Regions from separate parts of the Homo sapiens genome. Here region 2 is linked to region 1. Evidence: chromatin contacts called from ENCODE Hi-C or POLR2A ChIA-PET data. All regions are on one chromosome and are shown on one strand. The core of a region is the stretch at or near the end of the contact, and the rest is flanking DNA. Distances in the headings are between cores, read along the strand shown. Region 1 holds the start of LRP4 (LDL receptor related protein 4). Region 2 holds the start of PSMC3 (proteasome 26S subunit, ATPase 3).

Region 1 (5,090 bases), core at 1,889-4,388:
TCACTCAGGGCTATTACCAGCCATCAAGTTTCCTTCCAAAATCTTTAAGGTTGGAGAGTTATGTGGGCTGAGTCCAAACCAATAGGCTCTAGGAAAAGCCCCAAGGACTAGCAGCATCCAAATAAGCACCTTAAACTTTATTTATTTATTAAGATAGAGTCTCACTCTGTCGCCCCGGCTAGAGTGCAGGGGAGTGATCTTGGCTCATTGCAACTTCTGCCTCCCAGGTTCAAGCAATTCTCCTGCCTCATCCATTCGAGTAGCTGGGACTACAGGCATGTGCCACTGTGCCTGGCTAATTTTTGTATTTTTAGTAGAGATGGGGTTTTGCCATGTTGGCCAGGCTGGTCTTGAACTCCTGACCTGAAGTGATCCGCTAGTCTCAGCCTCCCAAAATCACCTTAAACTTTAGTGTCTTTAATTCATGCCTTGCTGAGGTCAGGTCTGCCTAATGGATCTACTACTACATTTATCACAACTGCTGTCTCCCTGAGCCCCTGGAATTGAGTGTCAGTCCAAAAGATGTTTTGGTGGTATTTTTGGTTGTGCTGGTTCCAGGCTCTGAAACTGCTCAATCTTACTGGTGAACTGTGAATCTGACCCCCCAGACCTCCAAGGATGGCTCAGTATCAGGCCAGGTGATGTGTATACCTTCACCCCACTGCCTACCCTTACAAACATGTGCACAGAAAGCTTCCCATGCTTAGACGTTTCTATTAAACTTTTTTCCTTAAAAAGAAACCTGGGCCGGACACAGTGGCTCACACCTGTAATACCAGCACTTTGGGAGGCCGAGGCAGGTGGATCACTTGAGCCCAGGAGTTGGAGACTAGCCTTGGCAACATGGTGAAACCCCATCTCTAGAAAAAAAAACAAAAATTTGTAGGGTATGGTGGTGCATGCCTGTAGTCCCAGTTACTCAGGAGGCTGAGATGACAAGATCACTTGAGCTTGGGAGGTCGAGGCTGTAGTGAGCTATGATTGCCCCACTGCATTCCAGCCTGGGCAACAGAGTGAGACACCCTCTCCAAGAAAAAAAAGAGAAAGAAACCTAAAAGCGTTACCGCGAATCCTCCCATTCTTTTTCTGTGAAACATTAGACATACGCAATTCTCTCCCCCCATTCTCACCCCCATCCTCTATGCACATGTAATATTTGCAGCGTTGACAGCTCTGGAGCAGTAAAATCTTCTTGGCCAGTCTCAGCCCGGAACCTTCCAGCTCCCCCTTCCCTAGGGCAGAAGGCGACAATCTCCTCTCTGGCTTTGTTGGTATCCGTTTTAACCCTAATTTTTTTTTTTTTTCCCAGTGCCTTGCCATTTCCCTTGATCTTTTTCAAAACTTCCTCCAGGGGGCTGAGAGGAAAGTTCCATCCCCTTTCCTTGCAACCCGAAGGGGGAAACCCCCCAAAAAGCAAAGCTGTCCCTTTAAGGGGCCCATGTGGTGGGAAGAACAGCTACATTCCTACCCCAGTAGGGCCGCTGTCCCAACACGCCAAAGAGGCTACAAATAACCTTCCAGGAGAGAGCCGGGGAGGGGAGAGCGCAGAGCGGAGCGGAACGTGGGCCGGCCAAGCTACCGCTCTTCGGAGAGAAAGAGCTCAGTCCGCGCTAGAGAGGACGCGGAAAAAAGCCCCTGAAAACCCACAGGTAGTTTAAATAAGAGACATGAAAACTCTGTTTTGGATTTGGGAGGTAAACCAATCTTTAAAACGAGTGCCTAGACATCTCCACGCCCTGCCAGGCAAGTTCGGAAATCTGCACTGACTTTTTCCACACGAGCTGTCCTACGTGAAAGAAAGAACCGGTAAAAGACCAGGCAGGGTCTCCAGACCCCTCCATTCTGAGCCCCAGCTCCCTTCATCGGGGCTGCGAGGCAAATGGGGAGACTCGGAACTCCCGCCACGATGAATAGCGATGGGTGAATAGGGCTGGGGTTCAAAGATCAAAGTTCTTTGATCTCTGGGCACAAACTAGGGAAAGCTGCTCAATCACGGGGTGCACCCAGGGTCGTTAAGAGCCCGCGGAGAAGCAGATTCCATCGGAGCCCTAGTCCCACACAACAGGGGGTACGGGCACCAAGGAGTCCTGCTGCAGCCGTCCAGCTCCCCCGAGGGCTGGGACCCTGCCGCGAGGGCCCGGCGGCTGCCTTCTGGGGTTCAGGGTTACCGGCCCCCTGCCCCCCTACCCCAGCCAGGGCAGATCTGCGGGAGCCTTCCAGCAGTTTCTTCCCTATATTCCTCCTCAGCCCCCTTTCCAACCACCTCCCTTTAGGACGATCCAGGGCTGGAAGCTGACTGGCCGCAGCCAAGAGAGGGACCCCGAAACACCGCCGAGGGGAGATGCTGCCCGCAAACAGTGCCCCAGAGCCCCTTGGTGGGAGCAAGACCTGGAGTCCGGGAATCGTTCTCCGAGTAGAGGAATCCCGGTGCCCAAGTACCAGATTCTACCGGGGCCTCTCTCCGCAACCCGCCCGAGCCCCCAGCCCCAGGAAGGAGGGCTATTTACAATTTATGGGTTTAGCGACCCTCCTCACCCGCCTCCCTTTCTTCGCACGCATTCATTCGCACCAAGGACACAGAGCCCCCGACCTAACCTGAAAGGGAAGCAGCCCCCGCTCTTGAAAGAGCAGCGAGGGAGGGCGAGCGAACGAACGCCCCGGACCTTACCCGCGCCCCGGCCCAGACCCGCGCCCCGGCCCAGACCCGAACCCGCGGAAGCGCCTCCGCTGATGCCCCCGCTCGGACTGCTGGAGCCGGGGCCGCTCCGGGTCCTCTCCCCTGCACGCAGCCCCAGGGCCACGGCTAGGAGCGAGGGCGAGGGGTCTCAGGCCCCGGCCCGCGCCGTCCAGGTCCCGGGAGGCGAGTCCTGCAGCGGCCGGACCCAGGGACAAACTTTCCCGGCGGGCGCCGCTTACCGTGTGCGCAGAGCAGGGCGCCAAGCAGCAGCGCGCCCCACTGCCGCCTCATGGTGCCGCCCGCGCCGCTCGCCCGGGGTCCCGCCGGCTCCCGCCGGACGGCGCGGCGGAGAAGCCCGCGGAGGGTCCCCGAGGGGGAAGCGTCCCGGGTGCACGGCGGCCTGCGCGCCCCGCAAGTCGCCCTCGGGCCGCCGCCGCCTCCAGTGCTGCCAGAGCCGACGCTGCCCCGCCAGGGGACCGGGAGGGGGTGTCCCGGGCCCGACCGCCCCGCCCCCCGCGCCGCAGCCCCGGCCACCGCCACCGCGCCTGGGCCCGCCCCCAGCGCCGGCCCGGCCCCTTCCCGCCCTCGGCCCCGGCTCCCTGGTCCCCCGACCCCACCCGCCGGCGCCTCCTGCGCGGGGCCCCGCTCCTCCTCAGGCCGCCCCCACATTCCTGGCCCGAGAGAGAGCCCCCTCCCTGTCGCTATTACTACTGCTTAAATTTCCCTAACTTAAAAAAAAAAAATTATCCTAGCAGCAAGTCTCGCCCCCGCTCACTCCAGCTCTATGCTTCAGACGAGCACCTGAGCTGACCCAAGTCGCCTGGACGTGACCCTGCCCCCGCCTACCGGCCCCAAGTCCAGACTTTTTTGATGTCTGCGAATACGCAAGGCTTGTGGATGCATAATCCTCTTGGGTCTTTATTGACATCAAACAAGGGACATCAGGGGGCCTGGAGTGCTGTATCTTAACTGGCGTTCTCACTGTCAAAATTCCTTTTCGGAGATTTTCTTCTCCCTGGCCTCCCCCGGTCTAGGCAGCGTTGTTCTAGGGCTAAATAATTCACCGACCCCCCCGCCCCTTTTCATTCACTCATTTCCTGAGATGGTTGTCTGGGTCCTGTTGCTCCAGCTCAGAGGCCCAGATTCGGCCCATACAGACTTAGTTCCTCCTTGCTGTCTTTGTAAATCACTGTTGTTAGCCTCTTCACCTTCTTTGACTTTCTGATCCTGACAAGGAAGGGAGGGGGTCAGGAAAGGAGTCCTCATGGGCAGCTGCACTCCCACAAAGCCCTCAGCCTCCTTCCAGCCCCAGTCTGTAGGTCCTTCCCTCAGATTTAACTTTTGATTTACTGCATAAAATCATAAACTTGTCTCTAGTCTTCCTTCCTTTTGTGGTCTACTCTCCCTAATGCATATTAATAATACGGATTAATTTCACCACCTTCCATTTTTCCAGGTTGAATCTTGTTTTGTTCCTTTTGCCCAAATGCCCAACTTTCTGATGGCCCAGTATATCGCTTTTTTCCCTCCCAGCTGATATGCCAGCATTTCTTGGGCTTGGATCATCTATGGATTTCATTAACTCACTTTCCTCACCAGTAAATAGAGTCAGGAAGACCCAAATGCCCCCTGTTAGCTGAGGGGAAAGTAATTTGGCATAGTGCAAAGTGGTTATTAGATTTCTCTAAATGGATACATTGACATTTCATCCTTGCTTGTTTTTTTCAGTACTTTCACTTCAAATTACCATCTTTTACCAAAGCTAACATGAACCATACTTTGCGACAGCAACAACAACAACATAAAAGATGTAAGGTGTTAACTCCTTGTTAGGCAGTAGTTTTCTATATCGTTTTGCCTGAAATTTTTATCCAGATGCAATGTGGTTGAACTAGCATCACCATGGTAACTATTACTGAAGCATTTTCTGGGTGTGTAGTTCTTCTTGCTGACTGAAGGCGGCAGTAGCGTCAGGTCAGGCTTACATGATCTTGGGGCTAGGCAAGACTGTCAACATTTCTGGCCTCGATCAGTTACCACAGCCTAAAATCCAAGGAGGAAAAAACGTCAAAAGTAGAGGCTGATTCCCCAGCATCCTCCTTCCCACCTCTCATTTCCTAATGCAGGTTTGGTTGGTCTCAGGGTTTCATATATGTTGCTTATGAAGACTTGCTCTTTTTTTTTCTTTTTTGAGACGGAGTTTCACTCTTGTTGCCCAGGCTGGAGTGCAATGGCGCCATCTCAGCTCACTGCAACCTCGGCCTCCCGGGTTCAAGCGATTCTCCTGCCTCAGCCTCCCGAGTAGGGTAGCTGGGATTACAGGCATGCGCCATCACGTCCGGCTAATGTATTTTTCGTAGACGGAGTTTCTCCATGTTGGTCAGGCTGGTCTCGAACTCCTGACCTCAGGTGA
Region 2 (5,090 bases), core at 981-3,480, 510 kb after region 1:
GATTTGGCCCAGCTCAAGGGCTACCCAACTGACTGGGTGACAGGTGTCTGCAGAGGGAAAGACACAGGACTGGGCAATACAAGAATCAAACAGCAAGTAGACAGAATCCCAGACTCTCGGAGCTGTTCTGCCAAGATTCAGAGCCAACAGTGACCTGGGGCGGGTACAGGGGCTCAGCTAGTCACCAGAAAAGCACTGCCTGGGCTCAGGCCCCACTCACCACCAGGTCTCCTGGCTTTAGCTTTTCAGCATCCACCAACCCAATCACAGGAAGGAAGTACGTCTGTGGACAAGTTACAGGGGCAGTCTCAGTTAGTGTCCTCAGGGAAGGCTCCCTAGTCCTGTCCCACATCCGCTCCTCACCCTCCTCCAGTCTCTCATTGCTGAGCCACGCTCACCTGTCGTGTAGAGGTTTTGATCACAGCACACTTGCCCTTCCTCTGGGAGTCCAGGTCAATATTGGCACCATCCTCCTCTTGGTCATTAGGATCAACATCCAGGAGCTGGGAAGGAAAAAATACTCAGCTCCTTGAACTCCCCAAGGCCCAGTGCTTCCTAAGACAGTTCCTAATACCTGCAGGGCTGGCCATCCTTACCTCCCTCCTCCAATAGCCCTGAGCCCACCAAACGTGGGTGCCCCTGCTAAGCCCAGGGATTGATCTCTGTGTAGGTGCTGCTCCTCTGCACAGGGCTCATCTACCCCGGAGGAGACATAACCAACAGAAAAGGAGACACGTGAGACCTCCCAGGACTTTGCAGGCCCCGTCTTCCCCATGAAAGTGCCCCAGGAGGTGTAGCTCTGACATGCAGTTTGGCCTCAATACCTCCACCCACTCTTTCCCTAGTGGCCCCACCCCAGGCTGTCCCCATTCCCTGCTGACTCCCTCTCTTCCCCTCCACATACACACACACCTCGATGACGTTGGAGACAAGGTACGGCAGGGTCTTGTTCACTTTGATTTTCTCACTGTTCTCTTTTATCTTGTCCTTCATGGCTTGGAGCTCATGGGTGACTCTCAACACTTCACTCTTCATGATCTGAGATCAGGAGGGGAGGAGAAGCAAATATAAACCCTGGCACAGCTTATGCTAGAGCCCTGTAACTAGTGAGGTCCAGGGTGCCCAGGGGACCCTCCCGCATCCATTCATCCAGCTCTGAGGCTCTCTGAAGGCAGAGTCTGACTGTGTCCACATCCTGCAGAAGTCAAAAGAGGAGGCCAGTTTGGAAACCTCCTGGTGAAATAGTGGTAGTATTGGAATAAAAGCAGGCCTCCGAGAGAGGCAAACATAGGTTTTAGGTTCTGCCTCATAGTAAGAACTGGGTGCTTTATCGCAGTACAAACCTCTCTGGGCCTGTCTCCTCATCTGTAAAATAGGCATTTTACTAAAAGAAGGATTCTTGAGAGGATTATTCCCAGTTCTCACTGGGAAAGGCAATCTGATAACTTCTCATCTCAGCCCAGGCCTCCCACCACCCCCTACCTGTCTTCTTGTCCCTTTTAAGGCTTAGTTTTCTTTCCTCTCTTCCTGATATGAGGGGGAAGCCCGAGCCCCATGTCTCCCCCAGGGTGCCCGATTAGGAAGTACGAGAGGCGACTCGGATCGCCGGGGCCTGTCCTGTGGGGGCTCCATCGCCCGCACAGGAGCTGTGCGCCCACCTTGATCTCACTGTCCAGCAGCCGTGTGCGCTGGATGATCTCCTCCGTGGACATCTTGAGCACCTCCTCCCCAATTCCATCTTGCTGTAAAAAATTATTTGTTTATTTATATATTTACTTTTACTCAGGACAAGCATCCCTCGTTCTCCGAACCCACTCACAGCCTCAGTTTCCACGCCCATAAAACCAGGATGGAGTCAGGACCCCTGCCCACATCCCAAACAACCCCGTCCCCGGGATCGGGCCAGACCTTGACCCCCAGCCACCTCCTTCCCTCTTGTCAATGGCGTCTCCCTGCGGGCCCCGGTTCCCGGACCGCCAGCTCGCCCGGTGCCCACCTCGGCCTCATCCCACACGGTCGCCATCTTCTCCTGCCGAGTCACTGGACTCTCAATATTCGGCAGCAGATTCATTTCCTGGAGGAGCGGGCAGAAGATGGGACCAGGCGGGAGCCGCAACGGGAGATTAATACCGTCTTTCTTAAAGCCTTCTCTTGACCAGTGGAAAACCTCTCCCCACAAATCCCGACTCTTGACCCGACCAGCTCCGGCCGTGCTGCGGAGCAGCGAATCTGCCTCTCCGATTCCAAAGACCAACCCCTGGCCACAGGCCCCGCCCCCGCGGACCCCGAAACGTTCCCGCCCGCGTCCTATTTTTGCCGGGCGCGAGAGGTGGGGCCGCTATTGGCCGACACGCGCGTTGGGGGCGGGGCCTATGTGTAAAACCGGAAAGGGAGGGAGAAGGGTGGGATCCGCGAGGGCCTTTGGGAAATGTAGTCTTTAATCTGGCCCGTGACAGATGCTTGCGGAGGGGCGCGTTCAAACTCAGACCGTGACCCCGCTAGGAATAAGGGGATTTACACAATGACACTGCCTCCCAATTAATAAACGACATAGGCCAGCCGTGTGCAAAGGGCCAAAAAGGCATGCCACCTCAGTCCGCATTTTTACAATTATTTAAGTACAAGCTGGCCACCCGGAGTTACGGGAGGGAATCATTAACCAGCTTTAAAGAGAAATCGCTGCTGCTCCTAACGTCAGAGCAGGCTTCACGGAATTGTCCACGTGGGAAGAACTCAATTGACCATCAGCCTCTACGATTAAAAACATTATGACTCGGGCCGGGCGCGGTGGCTCACGCCTGTAATCCCAGCACTTTGGGAGGCCGAGGCGGGCGGATCACGAGGTCAGGAGATCGAGACCATCCTGGCTAACACGGTGAAACCCCGTCTCTACTAAATATACAAAAAATTAGCCGGGCGTGGTGGTGGGCGCCCGTAGTCCCAGCTACTCCGGGCTGAGCCAGGAGAATGGCATGAACCTCGGAGGCGGAGCTTGCAGTGAGCCGTGATCGCGCCACTGCACTCCAGCCTGGGCGACAGAGCGAGACTCCGTCTCAAAAAAAATTATGTCTCGTATCTGCAATTGTTTGTTTTCTCTGACCATGGTTAGTAATCTCAGTGAGCAGAGCGGGTCTCCGGATCATGGGAGACTCATTCGTTGTACCCTTGTCGGCTATTTTAAATGATCTCTCCTTATCCTTTGAGGTGAGCCCTGGAGCCCCTTTAAAGGGAACTTCATGTAAGCAACATAGCTTATATTTCAAGTCAAACCATCACAAACACTCTGTTAACCTGATGAAAATCTGTGCAATCGTTGCCTTTTTTTTGTTTGCTTGTTTGTTTTTTGTTTTTTGAGACGGAGTCTCGCTCTGTCGCCCAGGCTGGAATGCAGTGGCGCGGTCTCTCCCTACCGCAACCTCCGCCTCCCGGGTTCAATGGATTCTCCTGCCTCAGCCTCTCAAGTAGCTGGGATTACAGGCACCCACCACCACGCCCAACTAATTTTTGTATTTTTAGTAGAGACAAGGTTTCACCATGTTGACCAGGCTGGTCTCAAACTCCTGGGCGTAAGTGATCTTCCTGCCTCAGCCTCCTAAAGTGTTGGTACTATAGGCATGAACCACTACACCTAGCCTTTGCAGTAGTTTTTTTTGGAACACGGTTGAAAGCAGAATTTTTTTCTTTAAATAACAACATGTACAGCTGCTCACTCAGGCTGACAAAGCGTCTCCTCAAGTAACAGTGCTTTATTCCATTCTCTCAACAAGCCTGCCTTGTGGACAGACTGAATTACCATTCTCAAATTTAAATAAGCATAGGGAGGCTCAGAGAGGTTAAGTGCCTTGCTGGAGGTTATTCAGTGAGTCACTGGCAGCACTAGGACTGCTGACCCCAAATTCTCACTTTGAGTTGCCCGATAGGAGCCAAGAAGCCCAGAGGGGAAAGACTGTCCAATCTGTGCTGGTCCCACTATGCCTGGGTCAGTTGGGTCCCATTCTGGGGCCTACTTTTGGAGATCCTGACAAATACGAATATGTTTAGAAAGCCTCCAGCCTGGGCCTAGGAGGGATGCAGACATTCTCCCCTTAACCAACTTTTAGGTAGGCTCTTCTGAGCCATCTTTTTTTTTTTTTTTTTTTTTTTGAGACGGAGTTTCGCTCTGTCGCCCAGGCTGGAGTGCAGTGGCGGGATCTCGGCTCACTGCAAGCTCCGCCTCCCGGGTTCACGCCATTCTCCTGCCTCAGCCTCCCAAGTAGCTGGGACTACAGGCGCCCGCCACTACGCCCGGCTAATTTTTTGTATTTTTAGTAGAGACGGGGTTTCACCGTTTTAGCCGGGATGGCCTCGATCTCCTGACCTCGTGATCCGCCCGCCTCGGCCTCCCAAAGTGCTGGGACTACAGGCATGAGCCACCGCGCCCGGCCTGAGCCATCTTTTTTTGACTAGGCCTTGTGGGCTGTTCCTTCATCCCTGTCATCAACCTGTCTAACCCTGTTTTCACAAAAATCCTGCTAGTCAGTTTAACGGAATCCCCCCACCCCTGATACCTCATCCCTCTAGATATATGATCCAGGTCCTCATTTATCCTTCACCTTTGAAGTATAAGCCCTTGGCCTGCTTTTTTTTTTTTTTTTTTTTTTTTTGAGACGAAGTCTTGCTCTGTCGCCCAGGCTTGAGTTCAGTGGTGCGATCTTGGCTCACTGCAACCTCCGCCTCCTGTGTTCAAGCAATTCTCCTGTCTCAGCCTCCTGAGTAGCTGGGATTACAGACACCCACCACCAAGCCCAGCTAATTTTTGTATTTTAGTAGAGACGGGGTGTCACCATGTTGGCCAGGATGGTCTCGACCGCCTCATGATCCTCTCGCCTCCACCTCCCAAAGTGCTGGGATTAGAGGCGTGAGCCACTGCACCCGGCCCTGAACATCTCCTTCTTTAATCCTGGCTAGAATGACAGGGATTGATTATCTTGGGAGCCCAGGAGTAGGAATGTCTTGGGGAGATGGGAGAAAAAGGAGAATAGTTTATGAAGGTTCACTCTGCTCAAAAAGGTCAAGGAAGTACCAGGAGGTCAGTCCCAGCAAGGAGCTGG

The links. A loop is a pair of places that touch in the nucleus more often than their neighbours do. ChIA-PET counts read pairs that join two places held with the same protein, here RNA polymerase II (POLR2A). Pooled maps may share reads with other maps.
Region 2: a loop to region 1 is called in a pooled map, with 3 times the contacts of the local background. The contact joins the promoter of PSMC3 here to the promoter of LRP4 in region 1. A Hi-C loop is called at or near these places in 3 of 168 maps with a recorded cell type or tissue (CD4-positive, alpha-beta memory T cell, CD8-positive, alpha-beta T cell and ascending aorta), 1 of 37 single-sample maps with no recorded cell type and 11 of 50 pooled maps. POLR2A ChIA-PET finds 5 or more read pairs at or near these places in 1 of 52 experiments (Caco-2).

Annotation. Positions count from the first base shown.
Region 1 is chr11:46,915,412-46,920,501 of GRCh38, forward strand. It overlaps LRP4 (LDL receptor related protein 4), which reads right to left and starts at 3,139. Exons shown (of 38, transcript NM_002334.4): 1 at 2,917-3,139. The coding sequence starts at 2,968. RefSeq lists enhancers at 1,329-2,200, 3,364-3,868, 4,563-5,064, 5,065-5,090 and silencers at 2,704-2,873, 2,884-3,063, 3,074-3,303.
Region 2 is chr11:47,424,209-47,429,298 of GRCh38, forward strand. PSMC3 (proteasome 26S subunit, ATPase 3) reads right to left here and starts at 2,231. Exons shown (of 12, transcript NM_002804.5): 1 at 1,997-2,231; 2 at 1,659-1,742; 3 at 913-1,038; 4 at 399-503; 5 at 221-283. The coding sequence starts at 2,071. RefSeq lists silencers at 1,858-2,069, 2,340-2,469 and an enhancer at 2,040-2,239.